3 separate regions of the Homo sapiens genome follow, and regions 2 and 3 are each linked to region 1. The links are chromatin loops, found by intact Hi-C in ENCODE. Cell type or tissue: PC-9. All regions are shown on one strand.

Region 1 (8,000 bases):
CATTGTATTGAGGTGATTAAGTCAGTGCCAGCAAAAGAACACAGTCATGTTATTTATGCTTACCTCCTCCCCACATGTCAAAATATTTAGTGTCTAATACTTCTCCTGTTTTTCCTAAAAGAGATTAAATTCATATCAAATTATGCATCTGAAATATATCATACACTGTAAGACCAATAATCTCATCCAATGATTGATGTGAATTCATTAGCAGAGAAGATGTGAATTCATTAGCATTAGAGAGATGTGAATTCATCTCAAAGAATTACTTTGAGAACTTAAAATCTGAATCATATGCACCTGAAATATATTTTTAAAGGGTAATTTCTTAATAGAACTTTCTCATTAATCTTTTAAGCCGAAGGATAAATAGAAGTTCATTACTGACTGTAGACCATTCCAATTCGGTTAGATATATTTCATCGTTGTTTCCATATTCTCTTATTTTAAAATTACTCAAAAGTAAACCTTTTACAAAAAAGAAGTATCTCCTTGAATCAGATGCCATTTTCTACATTAAATCAGTTTTTACAATAAAACTTACATTAACTTGCCCTATAAAATGTATTTTTTGCTATTAATGAAATAGACAGATGTTGAACCTTTTACCTAAGGAAATGAAGAAAGCAGAAGAACAAAAATTTACCTCTTGCTGTGAAAGTAGTAAAATATATTTTTCTACACTATGAAACTACAGTGGTTTCTAACCATCCTATATATCTTATAACCATCCTACATAGCTTTATGGAATACTTATTGTACCAGAACAGAGAGGATCAATATGCAGTTAGGCCTCACTTTATGGTTTTATGTTTTCAGATTTGATTTTGAAGGAAAATTTGAGATGTTCAGGATTCAATCAACTTATTCATACTAATTAAGCTATCAGAAGAATGTGGCTGATAATGAAAAATTACAATACATTCTTATTCTTTGTTCCTCCCCCTACACCATCCTTTGTCATTTCATACGCCTTTAATCCTGTCAACCTATCTTCCTATTATGTTAGGATTCCAAAATTTGAAGCAAGATTTTATCAATGTGATGTTAGACTGCTTGGTTTCTGACAATCTCATGGAAGCTCTTGCATAGCAAGTTAGGATACTTTCAAGAAACACGCTATAAATTCTTAGACACCAAGTCTCCACCCATAGATTTTTTGCAGGGCAGGGATGGGACAGAGGGCTTTATCATCAAGAGCAGTACTTTCTAACCTGATCCTCTGATAGTGCATTTTACTTTGGGACAGAAAAATACCCAATGATTACATCCATAAGCTAAAATAATTGTTCTTACCATTTGCCAAGGCAACATTGATCCCTCTTCCAACATTATTCTTAACACCACTCATTAAACTGAAGGGGGAGAAATTGAAATAAATTTAGAATTAAATATTGTACAATAACATATCAGAAAAATAAAGTCTTGCAAAAAAAGTTAGGAATATTATACATATTTTCAATTGTTCAGTGCTGCGGAGGAAATTAAAAAGATCTCTACTAAGTCAGAGAAGACAGTCTAATACTGAATAATTTTAAAGCAATGTCCTTAAATAATATTTCACAAATAGAAATACATATTAAAAAATATTAGGCCTGAAATAATAGACCATTTTTGTGCTACACTGCTTCAGATTATTCTTAAAACATGGACATTAAGCATATGTTCTGCATCATTCTTAAGGTATCAAACAAAAGATAATCTCTTTTCTGCTCTCTTCAATACCAGCGTGACATGAAACAGAAGCGAGATACTACCCCCATCATTTAAATCTAAAAGCAAACAGAGTGGGGGAGCACTCTTTCATGAATGTTTTACCTAATTGTGAACATTCTCCTAGTGATTATCACTGTAAAGTTCGTCTACACTAAGAAATATTGCACTCATGAAATCACTGCATTGAATGACAGTCACTTACGTGGTGACTACCTGAAATAATCGACTTCCATGGGCAGCTCACAGACCACTATATAAAGACAATGACACTGTAAAATGGAAGGTACCAGTGACAAATTTGCTGGTTATCAGTTCAGTTTGTTCAATTGCTCAAATTAGAATTATTAAACTAAAATTGTGAGTTCTTTTAACTCAAAACTTCAAGGTAATAGTAATACTCCCAGTGGTGTGCTGTTAACTATTTAACAACTGCTCTGTGTTTAGGAGAGAGAGGCAATATGCACATATGTGACTACACGTGCACACACTTGTCCTTATATAGACAGAATTATATATACACATAGGTACACAATTTATTATAAACTACTAAAAGATGTATAGCACACAATTTCATAAATAAAATCTACGATGTACTTTATTATAAATCTCAGTCGATTCTCACAGAGTATTTTAGTTGATTTTTCAAACAATTCACATCTGCAGCTGAACTATGGTTGCAATTGATGAATGAGCTCAGTTCTAACAAACGTTGGATCTATGTTAATAAGATAAAATAAAGAAAAACAAATAATGGAGATTCATGTTCAAATTCCACTTGCCTGTCAATGATGACTGAATCAGATAATAAGTTTTAAATATTGGAAGACTACTTCCTACATTTTTGGTGCTATCCACCATATAATAGATATAGATAGGACATATTTTTCAATTTAATCTGTGTAATATTTTCTCCCTCACCTCAAGTCTAGAACTTGAGTCTGCAAACTTTTTGTGTAAAGAGAGAAAGCACTAAAGAAGCTATAGGGAGATACATTCAAAAACACTATAAATAAATCAAAAGAAACACTTTTTTAAAATGTTTATGTAACTCATAGGAAGGCAGGAAAATGAGAAAATGAAAACAAATAATAAAATAGACTTAAACCCTCATATATTAATAATTATAATAAATGAAAATAGTTTCAACATACCAAATAAAGACAGAAATTGGCAAAGTGAATTAAAACAGGAACCAACTACACACTGTCTACAAGAAACTCACTTTAAATATAATTATATAGGCAGTGGAAAGTAAAAGGGTAGAAAGAGACATATCATGCAAACATTAATCAAAAGAGAAATTACAATTCAATTATAAAGAAACAACCCAATTTATCAATGGGCAAAGGGTTTCAACAGACATTTCTCCACAGAAGATATACAAATGGCCAATAAGCACACAAAAACATGCTAGACACCACTAATCATCAGGGAAATGCAAATGAGATTTCACTTCACATCTACTAGGCTGGCTATAATCAGTAAGTCAGATAATAACAAGTGTTGGCAAGGATGTGGAGAAATTGGAACCTTCATACACTGCTGGCGGAAATGCAAACAGATGCAGCCACTTTGGAAAACTATCTGGCAGTTCCTCAAATAATTAAACAGAGTTACCACCTAAAACAAAATCCACTCCCTGGGAGTATAAAGAAATCAAAACATATGTCCACATAAAATGTGTACATAAATGTTTCTGTAAATGTTACTCATTATAGTTAAAAAGTGGAAACAACTCAAATGTCTACCAACTAATGAATGAGTAAACAAAATGTGGTATATCCATACAATGGAATATCGTTCAGACATAAAAGGAATGAAGTTCTGATACATGATATAACATGGAGGAAGCCTGAAAACATTATGGTAAGAAGCCAATCACAAAAGACCAAATATTATATACCACTTATATGAACTGTCCAAAATAGGCAAATCTATAAAGACAGAAAGGAAACTAATGGTTAACTTAGGGTTTGGGGGTGGGGAAGTGGGGCAGGACAAGAAAGGCATAGAAGGATATTAGCTAAGGGGTACAGGGTTTCTTTTTGAGGTATAAAAATTTTCTAAAATTGACTGTGGCAGAGATTGCATATATCTGTGAATATAATAAACCACTGACTGTATAATATAAATGAGCAAAATGGACGGCATGTGAATTATATCTCAAAGCTGTTTAAAAGTACTAGCTTGGAGCATATACATTTAAAAGGTTCTATGCTTTACTACTTAACCATTGGCTCAGCTGCATCAAAGAGAAGGAAGTTTCAAAATGTACTGTTCTGTTTCTTTCAGAAATACATTCAATAAGTAAACTCCATCATTAAGAAGTAACTGCTGTGATTAACGGGTTAAGTGCCAGAGTGACTTTTCCAAGTAAAGATCATCAAGGAGTATGATGTGGCATTTTACAGACTGAAATCTATCATAAAGCAAAGAAATAAAGGTAACAAAGAAGCACAATGACATAGGCTTCCCACAAGAGGGCAGCAGCTTATCAATTTTTAAAAACTGAAATTCAAACAGAAAATCTCTAACAAATAAAAAATCCACTGAGATTTAAAATGTATAAAGGTTAGTAACCCTTACTAACACAAGTTGAAATATTTTCTTTTATCCTTCATGAATATAAGGTACCCCTTCCCACATCTCTAGGCAAAATTCTAAAGGAAATGATTATATCATCTGTAGAAATACTCAATATATCCAAATATAGATTTGTTTCAAATAGCTACTTCATGTCCTAGTTATTAGTTATTATCTCTTAAGATGGTTAGTTTAAAGCAGGGCTTGGCAAACTATAGCTCACGAGCCAAATCCTGCCAACTGGTTTTTTGATTTGTTTTACTACTCATGAGCTTAGAATAGTTTTTACATTTTTAAATGGTTACATTTTAAATGATTATGTAAGTACATACATAATAACCTTGATTTTACCTCTTTGCCCTCATAGCCAAAAACATTGATCCCTTGTTAAAAAAAAATCCCTCAAAATAATCTCATATTCTTGCAGCAAACATTACCATTAAAATCAAAAGTAATGAATTATTCCTAATATCAAATTCATACAAATTGAAATCAAATGAATATATGCCTTAGATGAAAATTATAATTGGAACATAAGTTAGTTCTATGGGTGCTCTAACGAGAAAGAAAAAACCTGTAATCCCAGCACTTTGGGAGGCTGAGGTGGGAAGACTGCTTGAACCCAAGACTTCAAGACCACCTTGGGCAACACAATGGGACCCCATTTCCACAAAAATAGAAAAATTAGCTGCATGTGGTGGTATGCGCCTGTAGTCCCAGCTACTCAGGAGGTGGAGGTGGGAAGATCGCTTGAGTCCAGGCATTCAAAGTTGCAGTGACCTAAAATTGCGTCACTGTACTCCAGCCTGGGCAACAGAATGAGACCCTGTCTCTAGGTAAAAAAGAAAAGAAAAAAGAAAAAGTAAAGGAAAAAAAAAAGCTGCAATTACTGTTTTTCCTGAGACCTGAGGTTCATACCTGCGATTTTCTAACTAATGAGACATTTAAAACACATCTTTATCAGCATAATGTATTTTGACTTCAACTACTTATGACCACCATCCTAATTGTAATTATCACCTGTCTGTATCAGAGTTTCTCAAACCCAGCCTCTCATTTTAAGAGCCTGATAATTCTTGTGGATGAGCTGACCTATGCACTGAAAGATGTTTAACAGCATCTCTGGCCTCTACAAGGAGTACCTCCAAAGCTATGACAACCCAAAATTACAATGTTCCCTGGAAAGCAAAACTGCCCCCATTGAGACACACTGATCCAAGATTAGTAGTCTCCAAAGTGAGTTACATGTACTCAGAGCAGGTGCTGTGAAAAGACTAAATTCTCTGCTTGTGTTATTTTTATTATCTACTTATAGATTTTAGTGAATGTATAAGCAATAAAGTCTGTTACCAACAGGGAGGCAGTATGAAAGTGCTGTGGCAGTAACTGGCAATGGCCTTCCAATTGTCCTCTCTATTCCACTTCCTTAATTATTTTACACAGCAACCAGATAACTTTTTTCAATATAAATAAAATCACGACATGCCAGAATTTGAAATCCTTCCACAAGTTCTCAATACACTCAGAAAAAAGTCTCAACCCTTTACCTGCGTGGCCTACAAGTTCCTATGCAGCCTGGCCCTAATTCACTTCTCTCCAGAGCTATCCAATCTTAGGGCCTTCGAGCAGGCTTCTTCCTCCTGCTCGAAGACCAAGGATGGTCTTCCTTTCTATCCCTCAGATCTCAGAATACACATCACTGTCTTAGAAACTGTTCCATAACCCTCAATCTAAAAGTTAGACACCTCTTTCCATCCACTCTCGCCAGTACTCATCACACCCTGCTGCCCTGCAGGGCTGGTATCACAATTTGTTTGTTCATTTTTTGTTGTTGTTGTTGTTTTTTTTTTTTTTTTTTTTTGAGACAAAGTCTCGCTCTGCCGCCCACCCAGGCTGCAGTGCAGTGGTGCGATCTTGGCCCACTGCAACCTCCATCTCCTGGGTTCAAGAGATTCTCGTGCCTCAGCCTCCCAAGTAGCTAGGATTACAGGCCCATGTGCCACCACGCCCGGCTAACTTTTGTATTTTAGTAAAGACGGGGTTTCACCATGTTGGCCAGGCTGGTCTCAGACTCCTGACCTCAGGTGATCCACCCGCTTCGACCTCCCAAAGTGCTGGGATTACAGGCATGAGCCACCACGCCCAGCCTGGTGTCACAATTTATAAGTACGTATTTTTTTTAAGCATCTGTCACCCCTACTAAACTGTAAGTTCCATGACAGGAGGGATTATGCTCAAAAATACTTGCTGAACAGGTGAATAAATGACTCTCAGAAAACTTAAGACTCTTTCTTTGGACTTTAACCTGAGGCTTGGGTATAAAATCCCACCAAGTATTTAATCTCTCATGGTAATGGCAGAATGGTTCCTGAAATAAGGATGGATAGGTGGCCTGCCTCATTTAATGGTTAAAGAAACTGAAACACAAATGCTACATGACACGCCCACCATGCTAGAAGCAAATTCTCTGGCTCTAAGCCCAGTATGTATTTTACCAAGCTCCACTGTCTATGCACTGTTCGCTTTCTGACCTTAGATCTTTAGCTGTTCAACATTAGGCTGAGGGATAGAGAACAGCTTCTAAGACAGTGATGTGTACTCTGAGAACCAAAGGTCAAGAAGGAAGACAGCCAAGTGAAGAGTGAGGAAAGACCATCCTAGACAGAAGAGTATACTCTAAGGCCCCAAGATCAGGAAGATCTGGAGAGAAGTGAATAAGGGTCAGGATGTGGGTAAACAGTTGAGCTTTTTTTCTGAGTGTGTTTTGTTGTTTACGGTTTTAATCTGTGAATAAAAAACCTGCTAGTAAACAGTCTGATCTCTTCTTCTCTGAACTAAAATTCACATGCATCAAGGGGGCAGAATAGATGTCCAAAATCATCCATGGGTTAGGTATTCTAAAAGAACTTTGTTCCTGTGATTTAGAATCAAATTTGGGGTCTATTTAACCAAACAAGATAAAGAGTGGAAATGAGAATGTTTTCAAAAACCTACAAACTTCTAAAATGCAAGTGCCTTATTATGCATCAGTAAAACAGGACTATTCTAATGAGAAATCAGAAGACAAATGGATTAACAATAAATCATCATTAGAATACGGGAAAATAAAGGAAATCAGTACAGACCTTAATGATCATCTAGCTCAAGCCCTTAATTTTACAAGAAAAGTGTTGTCCCATGAAGCTCAATAAACTTCTTACAGCTAACTGCCTGCAAAAGAGGCTAGGATAAAAATTTAAGAGCTTCAATATTAAAAAGAAGAGGCACATAAACAGCTAGGAAAAGCTGCCTAGGTCTCCTCTTTGCTATAAAATTATCTCTTTATTCTATATAATTCGTGACAAATTTATTATTTTATATTAAATTTAAATAAGCCCCCATGTCTAGTTTTCTAGGCAATAGCATATTAAAAGCAACCAACTAAAAGTAGGATTTGCAATTTCAGCAGCAGGAACTTGCGAGCAACAGTTGACACTGAGGTAGGATATCAAAAATCCTAAAAACCATCCTTTAGAAAGCATCTCAACATAGGAAACCATTCAGCTTAGAGGCAAGCAGTTTGTGCTGCAATGGAACTGAGGTTATCACTGGATCATTTCACACTTCAACAAGTAGCACTCAAATATTTTAAATGAAAGACGTTGGATTTCATTTAAAATAAAGAGAACACATTCATTGTCCAGGGCAATGTTGCAAATAGG
Region 2 (8,000 bases), 76 kb after region 1:
CGGGTATGCCCTGCCCCCAGAGGTGGAGTCTACTAAGGCAGGCAGGCCTCCTTGAGCTGCGGTGGGCTCCACCCAGTTCGAGCTTCCCAGCTGCTTTGTTTACCAGCTCAAGCCTCAGCAATGGCAGGCGCCCCTCCCCCACCCTCGCTGCCGCCTTGCAGTTCCATCTCAGTCTGCTGTGCTAGCAATGAGCGAGGCTTCGTGGGTGTGGGACCCATGCCCTCTCTGACCTCTCCTATTCAACATAGTGTTGGAAGTTCTGGCCAGGGCAATCAGGCAGGAGAAAGAAATAAAGATATTCAATTAGGAAAAGAGGAAGTCAAATTGTCCCTGTTTGCAGATGACATGATTGTATATTTAGAAAACCCCATCGTTTCAGTCCAAAATCTCCTTAAGCTGATAAGCAACTTAGGCAAAGTCTCAGGATACACAATCAATGTGGAAAAATCACAAGCATTCTTATACACCAATAACAGACAGAGAGCCAAATCATGAGTGAACTCCCATTCACAATTGCTTCAAAGAGAATATAATACTTAGGAATCCAACTTACAAGGGATGTGAAGGAACTCTTCAAGGAGAACTGCAAACCACTGCTCAACGAAATAAAAGAGGATACAGGCAAATGGAAGAACATTCCCTGCTCATGGATAGGAAGAATCAATAGCATGAAAATGGCCATACTGCCCAAGGTAATTTATAGATTCGATGCCATCCCCATCAAGCTACCAAAGACTTTCTTCACAGAATTGGAAAAAACTACTTTAAAGTTCATATGAAACCAAAAAAGAGCCCGCATTGTGAAGACAATCCTAAGCCAAAAGAACAAAGCTGGAGGCATCACGCTACCTGACTTCAAACTATACTACAAGGCTACAGTTACCAAAACAGCATGGTACTGGTACCAAAACAGAGATATAGACCAATGGAACAGAACAGAACCCTCAGAAATAATACCACACATCTACAACCATCTGATCTTTGACAAACCTGAAAAAAACAAGCAATGGGGAAAGGATTCCCTATTTAATAAATGGTGCTGGGAAAACTGGCTAGCCATGTGTAGAAAGCTGAAACTGGATCCCTTCCTTACACCTTATACAAAAATTAATTCGAGGTGGATTAAAGACTTAAATGTTAGACCTAAAACCATAAAAACCCTAGAAGAAAACCTAGGCAATACCATTCAGGACATAGGCATAGGCAAGAACTTCATGTCTAAAACACCAAAAGCAATGGCAACAAAATCCAAAATTGACAAGTGGGATCTAATTAAACTAAAGAGCTTCTGCACAGCAAAAGAAACTACCATCAGAGTGAACAGGCGATCTACAGAATGGGAGAAAATTTTTGCAATCTACTCATCTGACAAAGGACTAATATCCAGAATCTACAAAGAACTCAAACAAACTTACAAGAAAAAAACAACCCCATCAAAAAGTGGGTGAAGTATATGAACAGACACTTCTCAAAAGAAGACATTTACACAGCCAACAGACACTTGAAAAAATGCTCATCATCACTGGCCATCAGAGAAATGCAAATCAAAACCACAATGAGATACCGTCTCACACCATTAGAATGGCGATCATTAAAAAGTCAGGAAACAGGTGCTGGAGAGGATGTGGAGAAATAGGAACACTTTTACACTGTTGGTGGGACTGTAAACTAGTTCAACCATTGTGGAAGACAGCATGGCGATTCCTCAAGAATCTAGAACTAGAAATACCATTTGACCCAGCAATCCCATTACTGGGTATATACCCAAAGGATTATAACTCATGCTGCTATCAAGACACATGCACACGTATGTTTATTGTGGCACTATTCACAATAGCAAAGACCTGGAACCAACCCAAAAGTCCATCAGTGATAGACTGGATTAAGAAAATGTGGCACATACACACCATGGAATACTATGTAGCTATAAAAAATGATGAGTTCATGTCCTTTGTAGGGACATGGATGAAGCTGGAAACCATCATTCTCAGCAAACTGTCGCAAGGACAAAAAACCAAACACCGCATGTTCTCACTCATAGGTGGGAATGGAACAATGAGAACACTTGGACACAGGAAGGGGAACATCACACACTGGGGCCTGTCGTGGGATGGGGGGAGGGGGGAGGGATATCATTAGGAGATATACCTAATGTAAATGACGAATTAATGGGTGCAGCACACCAACATGGCACATGTATACATATGTAACAAACCTGCACATTGTGCACATGTACCCTAGAACTTAAAGTATAATAATAAAAAATTAAAAAAAAAGAAAAAAGAAGGTAGGATCCAGGGTTAGTTTTTGTAGCCTTGGCTGGCCCCTTGGCCTCTGGCATACTCGAACTTCCGGCCCTTGGAGCGGACGTAGGGTTTGGTGTGGCTGTGTGGGGTTCCCAGGGCCTTGTCGAAATGCCAGTACACCTCTCGACCCTTGCGAGGACCTGAGAGCAGGACGGTGCCGCAGACCTTGGGGGAGTCCAGGGCCAGCTGGTCGAAAGTGAGGTTCTTGCCCCCCACCCTGAAGATGTGGCTGCGGGCCCGGCTGGTCACGCCCAGTGCACACACCTTCAGTTTGGGCACCTCCTGAACCCACACGTCATCTGTTATGGTTCCCACAACCACGGCCGTTTTGTTTTCCTGGCCAGGAAGCTTCATTTTCGGGATCATCCGGGAAAGGGACAGAGGTGGCTGGTTGGTGCACTCATAAACAACCTCTTCAGCACTATTACTTTTTTTAAAGTGCCCTAAATATCCTTATCAGAGGGGTATTCTTACTTTCACTTTCTCTTTTTTTCCCCTCAGGGCTTTCTTGCCCTCTATTTAAATCTTTCTTCTAAAGCTTCTCTTCCAGTCCTAGGATCCCCAATTCTTTGTCTCCCTTGTCTTCCAAGGGAACATTTTTTTTTAACAATTCTTAATTATGCAAAGAATTTTATTTCTTCATTCTCTCAACCATTCCAATTCTAACTGAGCTCTAGGGCCTACCTACATTTAACTAAATGAAACTAAACAACAAAATCATCAGGATATGGCTGACCTATATTATGGAAGCAAGCTTGAGTCATCTTTTTTAATAGGAATTTTGTCTTCTTCCTACAAATGCATTGTTGCCAAAGAGAGTCATAGAGGGAAGGATTTTGCATAGGGAGAGATGAGCTTGGGATGGGTAGAATCAAAATTTCAGAGAGTTTTAAGGGGTGGGTAATGGGCTTTTGCACAAAATCGTAAAATAAAGAAAAAGAGAGAAGGGAGCTTTTCAGCTGAAGGTGGATAAGGTTTCTATTAGTCATCTGTGGGGAGAGATAGATGGATATTAAAAGGAGAGGACAGTTTACATATATAGAAATTTATAAAGGCCTAAATACAGACACAGGAAAGACAACCCACCTGTTTCTAGCATCCTAGGTAGCACATTTGTGTGGAGCCAATAAAAAAAGTGTACACAAATAAACCAATTATATTCAGGTATGTTTTGAAAGAGCCATGTTGACTGGCCTAAGATGTGGGAAAAAAGCCAGGGATTTTGTTCACAGTAAGTTCAATACAAACAAATCCAGTGATTTGCCAAAAGAGCTAACTAGTATCTTAGCCCGCATTAATGCAATTTCAGTCTCTTTAATAGTGTAGTGTTGTTCTACAGCACTTACCATGGGGAGTAAATGAAGCATTTCTAGCATGGTAATGAATCTATTGGTAGTACAGTCATTAATGAACTGTTTTTTGTTTTGTTTGTTTTGTTTTGTTTTTGACGGAATTTCGCTCTTGTTGCTTAGGCTGGAGTGCAATGGTGAGATCTCGGCTCACCACAACCTCCGCTTCCTGGTTTCAAGTGACTCTCCTGCTTCAGCCTCCTGAGTAGCTGGGATTACAGGTGCCTGCCACGACACCTGGCTAATTTTGTATTTTTAGTGGAGATGGGTTTCTCCATGTTGGTCAGGCTGGTCTGGAACTCCCGACCTCAGGTGATCCACCCACCTTGGCCTCCCAAAGTGCTAGGATTACAGGTGTGAGCCACTGTGCCCGGCCCTGGTTTATTTTTATTTTTATTTTTATTGTTTTTGGTTAAGTTTTTATTTGGTCATATTAAGACACAGTAAAGTTTTGCTTCTATAAAGTGAATAATCATTAATTTTTTTTTTTTTTTGTAATTCAAGGGAAAACTTAAGTTTGGTTGGTTAATTTTCCTTTTTCCCCTCTATATAGATGCTCTTAAGAGAATAATTGTAGTTAAAAAAACATAAGTAATTACACTTTTGGAAGCCAGCATGTTACATTACAGTTGTGCAGGGAGGATCAGAGGTAGAAACCCCAAGAAGCTACTGCAGGCCTGACTCCTTCTTCCCTTCCTTGCCCAGCCCCTCTAGTTTTGCCTGAGGGATGCAAGGTAAACTACATCAACAAAGGTCCAGGAACCACAACAATTCTGAGGTCACAAATCATCTAGGCCTGCAGGTGGATGCCCTAGATTGTAGGCATTGATGCCAAGGAAGGAAACCACCCTCTTAACACCTCACGATCTGTAGGGCATTGACAGCAGAGGCTTTTACTCCTCAGCCCCTCCCCTGAAAGGCCTTGATTAGGAAGGTAGCTGAGTCACCATAGAAAGGCCAAGTATGTGTAACACAGCCAATACTGAGAGTGAATTCTGATAGACAACCTTTCTCCGAATTATGTTTTATTTCTGTTTTTCTATATCCATATTGTTTTCTATATTTATTTTCATATATTCTATATTCAGAACATAGAATATGATTCTGAATATATAATTTTTAATATTTAATAGAGACATGGAGACATTAAATATTAAATATTAAATTTAATATTTAATAGAGATATATTTAATACAGACATGGAGAAACCCCATCTCTATTAAAAATTCTATATTCGGAATATAGAATACAATTGAGAATATAGAATAACACAATTCTATATTCGGAATACAGAAGAACGCAATTCTATATTCGGAATACAGAAGAACGCAATTCTATATTCGGAATACAGAAGAACGCAATTCTATATTCGGAATACAGAAGAACGCAATTCTATATTCGGAATACAGAAGAACGCAATTCTATATTCGGAATACAGAAGAACGCAATTCTATATTCGGAATACAGAAGAACGCAATTCTATATTCGGAATACAGAAGAACGCAATTCTATATTCGGAATACAGAAGAACGCAATTCTATATTCGGAATACAGAAGAACGCAATTCTATATTCGGAATACAGAAGAACGCAATTCTATATTCGGAATACAGAAGAACGCAATTCTATATTCGGAATACAGAAGAACGCAATTCTATATTCGGAATACAGAAGAACGCAATTCTATATTCGGAATACAGAAGAACGCAATTCTATATTCGGAATATAGAATATATTCCTATATTCTATATTCGGAATACAGAATTATATTCCTATATTCTGTATTCCGAATACAGATTTATATTCCTATATTCTGTATTCCGAATACAGAATTATATTCCTATAGTCTGTATTCCGAATACAGAATTATATTCCTATAGTCTGTATTCCGAATACAGAATTATATTCCTATAGTCTGTATTCCGAATACAGAATTATATTCCTATAGTCTGTATTCGGAATACAGAACTATATTCCTATATTCTGTATTCGGAATACAGAACTATATTCCTATATTCTGTATACGGAATACAGAATATATTTCTATATTCTATATTTCGTTTTTCTATATTTTTCTATAAATAGAATGCATCACCGACCCAAGGGATTCAAACATCATGGGTATCAGAATCACATGTCCCTCCCCAGAGATACTGCCTCTGTCTAGAATCCCAACAGCCCCCTTTAGGCACAGTGTCACCCCTGGGTTTTTTCCTGAGATAGTAAGCTGTAGCAGGAGACCCTGAGAGCTGCGGTTGCTTTGTTGGGAGAATAAGGCAGTAATCTGTAGCCTCACTTCCTCAGCCTAAAATGACGGCTTGGCCCAAATGACTTGTAAGTTTCTTTTCAATTTCTACCTTCTGCAAAAATAGCAAAAGGAAGTTTTCAAATTTTCATTTATAATATCCTGGAAAACACAGGACAAGTGAAAAGGCAATTTGTTGACTAACTTGATCACGGTAAAGAGTCAAATTGGATAATTAGATTCCAAAGTGGATTTTGGGGGGACCTAATTTTCCTATTTGGCTGCCTAACAGTATCAAAATAACTGCTAATTGCCAAATCTCTCTCTCCCTTCTCTGTATGCTTAGCCAATATTGCTGTAGTGCATCAAAAAAAAAAAAAAAAATGCTACCATTGCTCAGTCCACCTGTGCATCTCCTAATAATTAAATAGTGCACTTGTAGAAATTTTTTTTGGTTGGGGGGAGGTGGGAGACAAGAAGATTTACACATATAGGGACTAGTCATAGCCTATAGTTAAGTGTCTAGCTCCAGAACCTGAAGCACAATGGTTTCTCCTAAGTGAAATTTAGGACTGTAGGACCAGCTGTAAGCTGAGACCTCCAAAATCTGCATTGGTCAGCGGTCCCCAAATTTTGGGCAAAGGGAATCACTTAGGAATCTGTAATAATACTGATATTTGGTTGCCCCTAACTCTACCAGACATGATGATTTAATTGGTAGGGGATGAGAATAGGAATCATACAATTTCCCCAAGTGATTCTAATGTGGAACAAAGTTTGGCAACTCCTGAAATTTGGTCAATATCATCGTAAAATATGCTAGTTTGTTAGGTTGATTTTTTGCAATGGTTGGGCCTAAGGCAATGTGATCAAGATTGCAGGCACTTGGATCAGACAAGCTGCTTCTTAATCTTGCTCAACCTCTGCTGGTTCTGTCTATGTCCACAAACTGGCCAGGTAATTTTGTTTAGTTTCAGCTTTCTTATTTGTATGATAGAGATAAATGTGCCCACCTCATAGTATTGTTCTGAAGATGAAATGTGTTTGGAAGGTTTTGGAAAATTGTTGGCATGAAATCTGGCACCCAGAACTTGATATATTCTAGCCATCATTATATGTTGTTAGGATTTTGAATCTATATTTTATTTTATAAGACAAAAGTCGCTGGGCACAGTGGTTCACGCCTGTAATCCCAGCACTTTGGGAGGCCGAGATGGGTGGATCACCTGAGGTCGGGAGTTCGAGACCAGCCTGATCAACATGGAGAAAACCCGTCTCTATTAAAAATACAAAAAATTAGCCAGGCGTGGTGGCACATGCCTGTAATCCCAGCTAGTCAGGAAGCTGAAGCAGGAGAGTCACTTGAACCTGGGAGGTGAAGGTTGTGGTGAGCCGAGATCTCGCCATTGCACTCCAGCCTAAGCAACAAGAACGAAACTCCGTCTCAAATAAAAAAAGAAAAAGATCTTTGAATAAGTCATCTGAGGAAGTTACCATAGGCCTTCCTTTACTTATTTTCTAAAGATAACATAATAATTATATTTTTCTTTTATATTACAAAATTAATTTCTGCAAAACAAAGCAGAATATATACCATTTATCACAACTCTTTTCTTCAACACTGTTTCGTTCTATAAAATGGAAATGAAAGTCCTGTACAATAGCAGTCACTAGCTAGCATCTAATTTAATTATCTTTATAGCATCTTTCATAAAACTAAGTCAGTAGGAGGCCATAAACAGAGAATTTAGGAAATTTTATTAATCTCCTGGGTAATAATATAGACATTTTCCTTGAATTCATAATGTCTCAGTGGGCTTTTGATTAGATATGCAACTCAAGTCACATGGATGATAACACATTGAGAACTTATGGTTGATGTGATCACTAAACATAGACTGTGAAGGTCAACAATTTTATTGCCAATTCCTCATAGCAGCTCTATCTCTAAAATCATATGTATAATGCAACCAACTTACTCTAATGCAAAATACCCACATTCTATTTTCATGTGTTATTTTCTTTTGATTTTTAAAATGTACTAAACCAATGTAAAAATAAAATTATGTATGCTTAGCCCACCTTGGGCAAAAATGCAGTT
Region 3 (8,000 bases), 240 kb before region 1:
ATACAGATGTGCTGGGTGGTGGAATTCCTTATGTACATTCTGTCATTTAATCTCAAGGATACCTCTATAAAGTAGGCACTGTTATTAATCCCACAAAGTCTCACAACTTTGGCACAAAACCAAAGTTGAACCTGGACCTTTTTACCTCTAGAGTCTGTAGAGGTAATACCTATGTACTATGCAACTTGTCTCCCAAAGCACAGAACACAGGGCTTTCTAAAGGCTACAGTTCTCTAAAAGTTGAATTGAATGGCATCCCATATTTAAATGCTCACTGCTACATTAAGAAATTAAGAAATAATCATTTTCATTTTAGAGAAGTAAGTGCAACCCTAAGACATTAATTTGCTAATTATTCTTCCTCATGGAGATAAAATCTTATAATTTATCTTATCTCATATGCTACATAGACATTTCCAACTTTCATATATTATTAACCTTAACCTCTGTGATATTCAGGTAACATTGAAATAGAAAAATGCAACAATGTCACACACAAACCTTTCTACATAATATGGTGAAAGGAATGAAATATAATGAGTTACTTTTACTTGGAAAAACATAATGTTACTCTGCTTTGAATCAAGGGTGTTAACATTTTTAGTGTTAGCAATAATTTGTTTTCTTTCAATCATACAATTATTACATTTATTTTCCTTAGTAAAATGGAAGAACATCCCAATTGCCAAATACTAATGACGCATTCTTAGGGTCTCTATGTGTAATCTTATTAGGTTTCTGTTTTCAACTGGAAAGTTTATGAAGCCAGTATTTGTTTATCTTGGGGGAATTTTGCTTATGCATTGAGAAGACACATTTACCGTTTTTCCACAGGCAATCCAGGCCAATATTTGTCCTTCTTTATCATAGCAACAAAAGTTTTTCACTTTGCAATCCTGTGTAGTCTGGATAGATTTAGTCTGTTTTTCCAAAAAACATTAATAGAATACCTGCTGCATGTTTTTTCAAAAAATATTTTTTGTTCTTCATCTTTAAAAGAGTATGTTTATCCAGAGAAAGTTTATGAATCAATATGAGATTTGTTTTATATTTTTAAAAAATATTCACTTGAACTTTGATATGAAGCATCCTCAAGAGGTAGTTTTGTTTTTGTCATTTTAATATTTAAGCAAATAAAAACAGCTATTTGTGATACTAACAATTGTGTTTTTAAGATGACACAATTGAGCTTCATTCCCCCTTTTTTGTAATACTGCCCTATCACATGAAATAATTAAGAATTAAAACATTAACAGGACACTGGGATTCTCTCAGAGTCTTCTCTGGTTGGCTAGATCTGGCACAGAATAATGGCATGAGGAAGAAGCAACTTTGATATATTTATTTTTGTTCTAATATGCCCCCAAAATTGATAATAATAAAAAACTAACATTTGAATTTCATACTTTAACATGACTTTCAAATACATTTTCTTCTAATTTGGCTTCACATCTCTCTTGTTGGTAGATATTAATCCCAATTTAAAGAGGACACAAAGATTCTGAGCAGTGGGTGGCAAGCCCAGCTCACCTAGTTAGTAGAGTTACAAATGAAACTTTGGAGTTCTGATGACAAGACTTGCATTTTCCACGATTAGATGCTGTGAAATGAGGAAAATAAATGGAGTAGGCATTTCTAAAGAAATTTAAATTACAAGACATTTAAACCTTTCTCTTTCAATATACCTGTATCTTAGATTACCAAACTTACTGATTAGGTGAGGGTGGGGTTTGGGTGTGACAAGTAGAGATAACCTAGAACAATCCTTCAAATTGGTCACCTTGAAAATGATAGACAAACTGAGGCTATTGTTTTAACACGTGAATCCTTTACTTTGTTCACAGCTGCAAACATTTTTTGAGACATTCCTGAGAGCCAGTTCACCTCAACAGGCTTTTGACATTATGAAGGAAGCAATTGGCAAACTACTGCTAGCGGCTGAAGTATTCAGTGAAACATCTACTCTGGGACCAAAGACCTTCCATAGGTAAAAAACAAATTTTAATTTAAAAAAAAAAGAAAAGAAAGAAAGCAACCTATCTTTTAAAAATTGTTGGTGGAAATGTATCTTAATTATCATAAGTAGGTGGTACTTGGAAAATTTTATGTCAATATACAAACATGATCTTCTAAACATATGTGGCCATATTTATAGATCCTAAAACTTTAGAACGTGTGGCAGACTCAGTAGTATCTAAATAGTGGTAACAAGAAGTAAAGTGCGCATTTTCAAAGTTAATCTTTTAATTGCAGCCGCCTTTTCAAGTGCAACTGTTTCTATCATAGATACTTGGCATTGACTAGGTATAATTTTACTTATACATAATAAATTTCATTCTCAAATATCCCACTGATTTCATAATGCAGAGGAGAAAATGAAGAACTTTATTAAGAAAATTCAATAACTCCTATTCCCATATCTGTTTACTTGACTATAACTTATTGCCTTTGTTCTAAGGAAATGTTAAATCTCGTACGTCAAAAAGTGGGGGAAGCACATCAATTTAAACCTTATCATAATTTATATGTGAATAGGTACCTAGCATGTAGGAGTAGGAGAGTTTTCTTCTTCGTATTTAGGTTTCCATGGATTAACTTTATTGCTTAGTTTAATGTGTTATGAATATTTAGGTATATTTTTATTTTCTATAAGAAATAAAACAGAATCCAAATCCAAAAATTTATCACATGTAATTTTACATTATCCAAGCCACTGCTCTTTTTAATTAGTAGATATATTGAAAATTAACAATAGTGATTATTAATATGACACCAAATAAGAGTAAATGTAGCAAGAGAATATAGTTTTTATTATTATTATTTTACTTTAAGTTCTGGGATATATGTGCAGAATGTACAGGTTTGTCACATAGGTATACATATGCCATGGTGGTTTGCTGCACCTATCAATCCATCATCTAGGTTTTAAGCCCTGCATGCGTTAGGTATTTGTCCTAATGCTTTCCCTCTCCTTGCCCCCCAACCCCCAACAGGCCCCAGTGTGTGATGTTCCCCTCCCTGTGTCCATGTGTTCTCATTGTTCAATTACCATTTATGAGTGAGAACATGCAACGTTTGGTTTTCTGTTCCTGGGTTAGTTTGCTGAGAATGATGGTTTCCAGCTTCATCTATGTCCCTGCAAAGTACTTGAACTCATCCTTTTTTTATGGCTGCATAGTATTCCATGGTGTGTATGTGCCACATTTTCTTTATCCAGTCTATCATTAATGGGCATTTGGGTTGGTTCCAAGTTTTGCTGTTATAAATAGTGCATTAATAAACATCCATGTGCATGTATCTTTACTTTTATGGTACCTTGTGTTTTCATTTTAGATGCAGATTCTGCTTTCAACTTCTAACTTTTGATATTGGTTATGGCAGTTTCATGTACCCTGTAGTGCTCCAGGTCAGTATGCCAAAGGCCTCATGTGAGCTTCTACCTTGTGGTGAGAGATCAGTGTGTGTGTGTTGTTGTTGTTGTTTTCATTCATAGTAACCAATCAATAAATAGCAATTTGCAAAAGTACTGTAGGCTTATATTCACTGTGGTTCAGACAATTAACTAGTATGTGGAGAATCTATGAGTCCAATCCTGCCTATGTGTCTCTGTAAAATAAACATGAATTTTTCTATGGTTCAAGTACTATTTGTGAAATAAATGTGGTATGAAGTCAAGTATGCATTAAAGGAAAAAAGAGGATGTGTAGATAATAGAAAGTAACAGATTATCTGGCGTATTCACATGAGGGTATAAAAAGATAACTTTTATTTTTTACATATACATATTTAGTTTAAAATTGGTTTATATTTAGTTTAAAAAAACCATGGGAATTTTTGAATTTTTTTTTCTGATATAGATATGTGTAGAGTGAAGTGTTTTTGCCCATTTTGATTCTTTTCCTTCCTCTCAAATTAAATATACTCATTCATATTATCTCCCCCAACATATTTTGTTTTTCCTCTAACATAGCCCTTAGAGGCAAAAACATAAAAAATAATTTATTAAATTAGTCTATAGAAAGTTCTACCTTGGAATACAGGGTGGGAAAAAAGGAAGAAGGGGAAAATAAAATTATGTATAACTAGAATATAGCTTTGTATAACATTTCTGTGTCCTCAAACTATTATTCCGGTAAGCCAATTACATTATAGATGGCTCATACATTTGGTTAAATAATTCCAAGATTTCTCCATAAAAATTTAAAACTTAATTAACTGACACTTTTAAATACTCATTTTTTCATTGTTTTGCATGCATACCTAATAGTTTGTATTATGCTTTTTAAAATCTGTTGTTCAGAAAGAAATGTTATGTATTATCTTCCATGAAAGCATATTCTTCAGCTATAAAGGGTATCGAGATAAACTAATGTGACTTTATATTAGTTAATTTTCTTATACTGTACATTAAATAATTGTATCTTTAAATTGTATCTTTAAAAAAAATTACTCACATTTATAAAACTGTTGACTTCCAAAAAGACCACTAGATGTCAGTTCTGATCTATAATCCAACAGGAAATAAATCATGTCTTAGAAGTAATTCCATTGTCTTAAAAGTAAATCGATGAAAAATATTTGCTGTGCTTTTGTTCTTTCAAAGGTACACGAGCATTTAAATTTTCAAGATTATGATAATATGGATTTTGAGGACCAAAATACAGAAGAATTCCTTTTAAATGACACTTTCAATTTTCTCTTCCCTAATGAATCATCACTTTCCATATTTTCTGAGATATTTCAGAGACTTTATAGATCAGATGTTTTCAAGGTAAGTGCATATTTGTGTACTGATAAATATTTTTTCAAGTCATTCCTTAGAAGGTGTCATTCTCCTTATTCTGCAATTCAGCAACTTGATAATTCACTTCAAATTAATTGGTATCTATTATATCACACTTCTTAATTTTTTCTGACCTCTGGACTAAGATTATTTTTATGTCAACTAAGTATGTAAGTGACTGATTATGATAAAATTATGGGTTGAAAATTAAGTATAGTGTTCATAATTTCTTATTTTTTCTTTTTGTTTTTCTTTTTTTCTTTTTCTTTCTTTTTTTTTTTTTTGAGACAGAGTCTCGCTCTGTCACCCAGGCAGGAGTGCAGTGGCACGATCTTGACTCACTGCAACCTCCGCCTCCTGGGTTCAAGAGATTCTCTTGCCTCAGCCTCCCAAGTAGCTGGGACTACAGGCATGCACCACCAAACCCAGCTAATTTTTGTATTTTTAGTAGAAACGGGGTTTCATCATGTTGGCCAGGCTGGTCTTGAACTCCTGACCTCGTGATCCGCCTGCCTCGGCCTCCCAAAGTGCTGGGATTACGAAATGTTTGTGGATATTATGAATAATATGTATTGTATGCTACAGAATACTTTTTTATTTTTTAATTTTTTCTTTCATCTTATAAGTTCAGAGGGTACATGTGCAGGTTCATTACATGTATTATAGTATACTTTAAAAGAAATGTTAGAACTCTTTGGAGGCAGTCTAGAATAGCAGTGAGTGCTCCAGATTGACGTCAGAGGACTTGAATTATAATGCTATTTTTTTTTAAGCATTCACATCTATTGTCATGTTTGGGCAAATGCCAATGAATAGAGCAGAGTGCTTCAAAATAACATGGATTGATTTTTATAACACGTTAGCATCTCCCCAACCTCACTACCAAAGCATCATTGAGCTATTTTATCCAGGTCCTCCCTGTCAGATATGAAGCTTTCTTATATTCAGACACCACTGTGACAAGTTGAAGTTGCTATGTATTATTTAACATTAATTAGCTCAGTTGTTTATAGAACTCAAAATCTGATTGGTTGATGAAATGGGAGGTAATTGGGTTGAACATGGTTTGACTTTTTAACAATTGCTTAAGTTCTTTCCCCCTACCAATACAGGGTGAAAACTATCAAAAGGAACTAAATCAGTGTCTGTCCTTAGAAGAAATTAACTCAATTATGACTTTCATAAAGGAACTTGGAAGTCTGGGACAATTCCAACTGGTAAAGCAAAAGTGACATTTGATTCTTTCTTGGTGACTGGGATTAGAGTAGATCACTGTAAGCTACCTGATTTTGACATCAAACTAGATTAAGTATTTCTTTAAGAAATAGAAATCTTTATAAGCTACTTTGCTCTTTCAGAGATCTAAGTAGCAAAATGAGCAAGATTTATATGCATAACTTTAAGAGTTTGCAAACAATATGTGACTTATTAAAGGTAAAAGAACATGGGATTAGCATAGCTGCCAGAATTTGACAGTTTTCAAGGGGAAAATGCCAACATTTTTCTGAAGAAGTTTTACTTTTAGCTTCAGAACATTTACATGCAACCAAAAGTTATTTCTGCTTATTATCCCCTTGTTATTTCTGCTTATTATACCCTTTTTGTTTTTGTAAAATCATATAGAGTTGAAAATAATATTTTAGAAGACTGCCTAAACCTTAATTTCTTATAACTCTATATCAAACTTCAAAGAAAGAAAATGTAAATAATTATAACTTTTACTGGCTTATATCTTTTAAAAAAGGCATTCATTTTATCTTCTATGTATTTTGTTAATTCCTTGGTTAGTATCAAAGGATAATTTATTGAGTGTGAAATGCATGTTTAATACTTGTTTTCTTTCCAGTTCTGATACTTATATAGACTGAAATGAATTTGTATTTTTCCACCTAAGATTTGTTCATATGAAATATCTTTTTGAAATAGCATTCTTAATCATTAATCATTTATTATTACCCTGATGTTTCACTCAAGTATTTATCTTACTTGTAAAAAGTATATGTGTGTGTGTATATATGTATATATATATATATATATATATACGTATATATATATATATATATATACGTATATATATATATACATACATACACTACTTGTATGAGTTTAATCAACTTACTAAGTTAATTAATGAGTGTTTGATACTCCTTTTTCTAATTTGGTCCCAAATTTTGGAGGATTCAGAGTAAGCTAATTTCCCCAAAGATAATTGAGTTGGCACAATATCATTTTAACTATTTTAAACGTATAAGTATTACATTCACAACAGTTTGACTAAATACTATAAAAAGATAATAAAAGGGATCTGCCTTGCTCTTCAGGAATTTATAACTTTAGATACTGTTACTATGGAGAACATTTCTCATCATAACTTGAGGAAGAACTAAATAATTATTTTGCAAGAGAAAGAGAAAATTCCAATTTCCTGGTTCTCACAGTAGAAAGGAGATAACCACAGATTTTTATTTGCGGGGGAAAGAGGGGAAGATTAATATTTCTCACTCTGACATAATTCATTTGTAACCCAAGAGGCTCTCTCATTCTTCCTGCTGCCTAACTCTGTTATTCATGTGTCTTCTGGTATCTGTAACAGGAAAGAGAAATCCGCTTATATTCAATGAAAAGAAAAAAAAAAACTCACCCTATTTGGAAATATGATCATCAACAAAATTAGTTTCTTATAAAAAGTGGCATTTACATCAACAACTTTGCAGAAAACTAATTTATGGTACTGACCAATGGATTTTTAACAAATATCTGACTTTTTAAATAAATGACTAAGTATAAGGCTGTTCATAGTAATACTACATTATAATTTGTTTTCCATAACTTATACTGATATTTTGTGTTCTCAGCTCTTCCCATCTACTACTCCTGGGATTCAGTCACTGATGCATGAATTTTATGATGTGGCAAATCCTGTGGGAAATCCTGGCTCAGTCCTGACCCAATACTGGTCTCTTTTAAATGTATTTGAACAATTTCAGTTCATGAATAAAAAGACACAGCCACATCCACTGGAATGGTAAGATAGCCACAAATTTGAATTGTACAATCCAAAAAATCTCTAGTTTACAGATTGATTTCAAAAGGCTTTGCCTATGTTAAAGCAAGCAGCAACAACAAAAAAGTGTGTCCAAATTTCCATGCTCAGGAAAATAAATGTCTTTAAACATTGAAACCATAATGATTCTAGTGGTCTTCAAACACTTTAATA

The links. Hi-C counts contacts between places; a loop is a spot of excess contacts. Peaks named below come from ENCODE experiments on the same cell type or tissue, not always from the same donor. Only the 100,000 strongest peaks of a DNase experiment are listed, where the experiment ranks them.
Region 2: it touches region 1 in a loop (5-fold over the local background); 13 of 110 quality-filtered maps call a loop at or near these places.
Region 3: a loop joins it to region 1, with 4 times the contacts of the local background. A loop is called at or near these places in 6 of 110 quality-filtered maps.

Annotation. Positions count from the first base shown.
Region 1 is chr7:121,362,834-121,370,833 of GRCh38, forward strand. FAM3C (FAM3 metabolism regulating signaling molecule C) reads right to left here. Exons shown (of 10, transcript NM_014888.3): 6 at 1,297-1,355; 7 at 64-114. Among named protein-coding and RNA genes, the nearest start is that of FAM3C, 29 kb to the right of the region's middle. In PC-9, a CTCF peak has its summit at 4,216 (motif pointing right); a DNase peak (open chromatin) is centred at 4,198; H3K27ac peaks cover 2,025 bases.
Region 2 is chr7:121,438,534-121,446,533 of GRCh38, forward strand. It overlaps the pseudogene RPL18P4. Among named protein-coding and RNA genes, the nearest start is that of FAM3C, 46 kb to the left of the region's middle. RefSeq lists an enhancer at 1-196. In PC-9, no CTCF peak of the experiment used is centred here; a DNase peak (open chromatin) is centred at 4,488; H3K27ac peaks cover 544 bases.
Region 3 is chr7:121,122,487-121,130,486 of GRCh38, forward strand. It overlaps CPED1 (cadherin like and PC-esterase domain containing 1), which reads left to right. Exons shown (of 23, transcript NM_024913.5): 8 at 1,845-1,987; 9 at 3,334-3,406; 10 at 4,604-4,771; 11 at 5,896-6,000; 12 at 7,639-7,808. Among named protein-coding and RNA genes, the nearest start is that of CPED1, 140 kb to the left of the region's middle. In PC-9, CTCF peaks have their summits at 4,491 (motif pointing right) and 4,701; no DNase peak of the experiment used is centred here.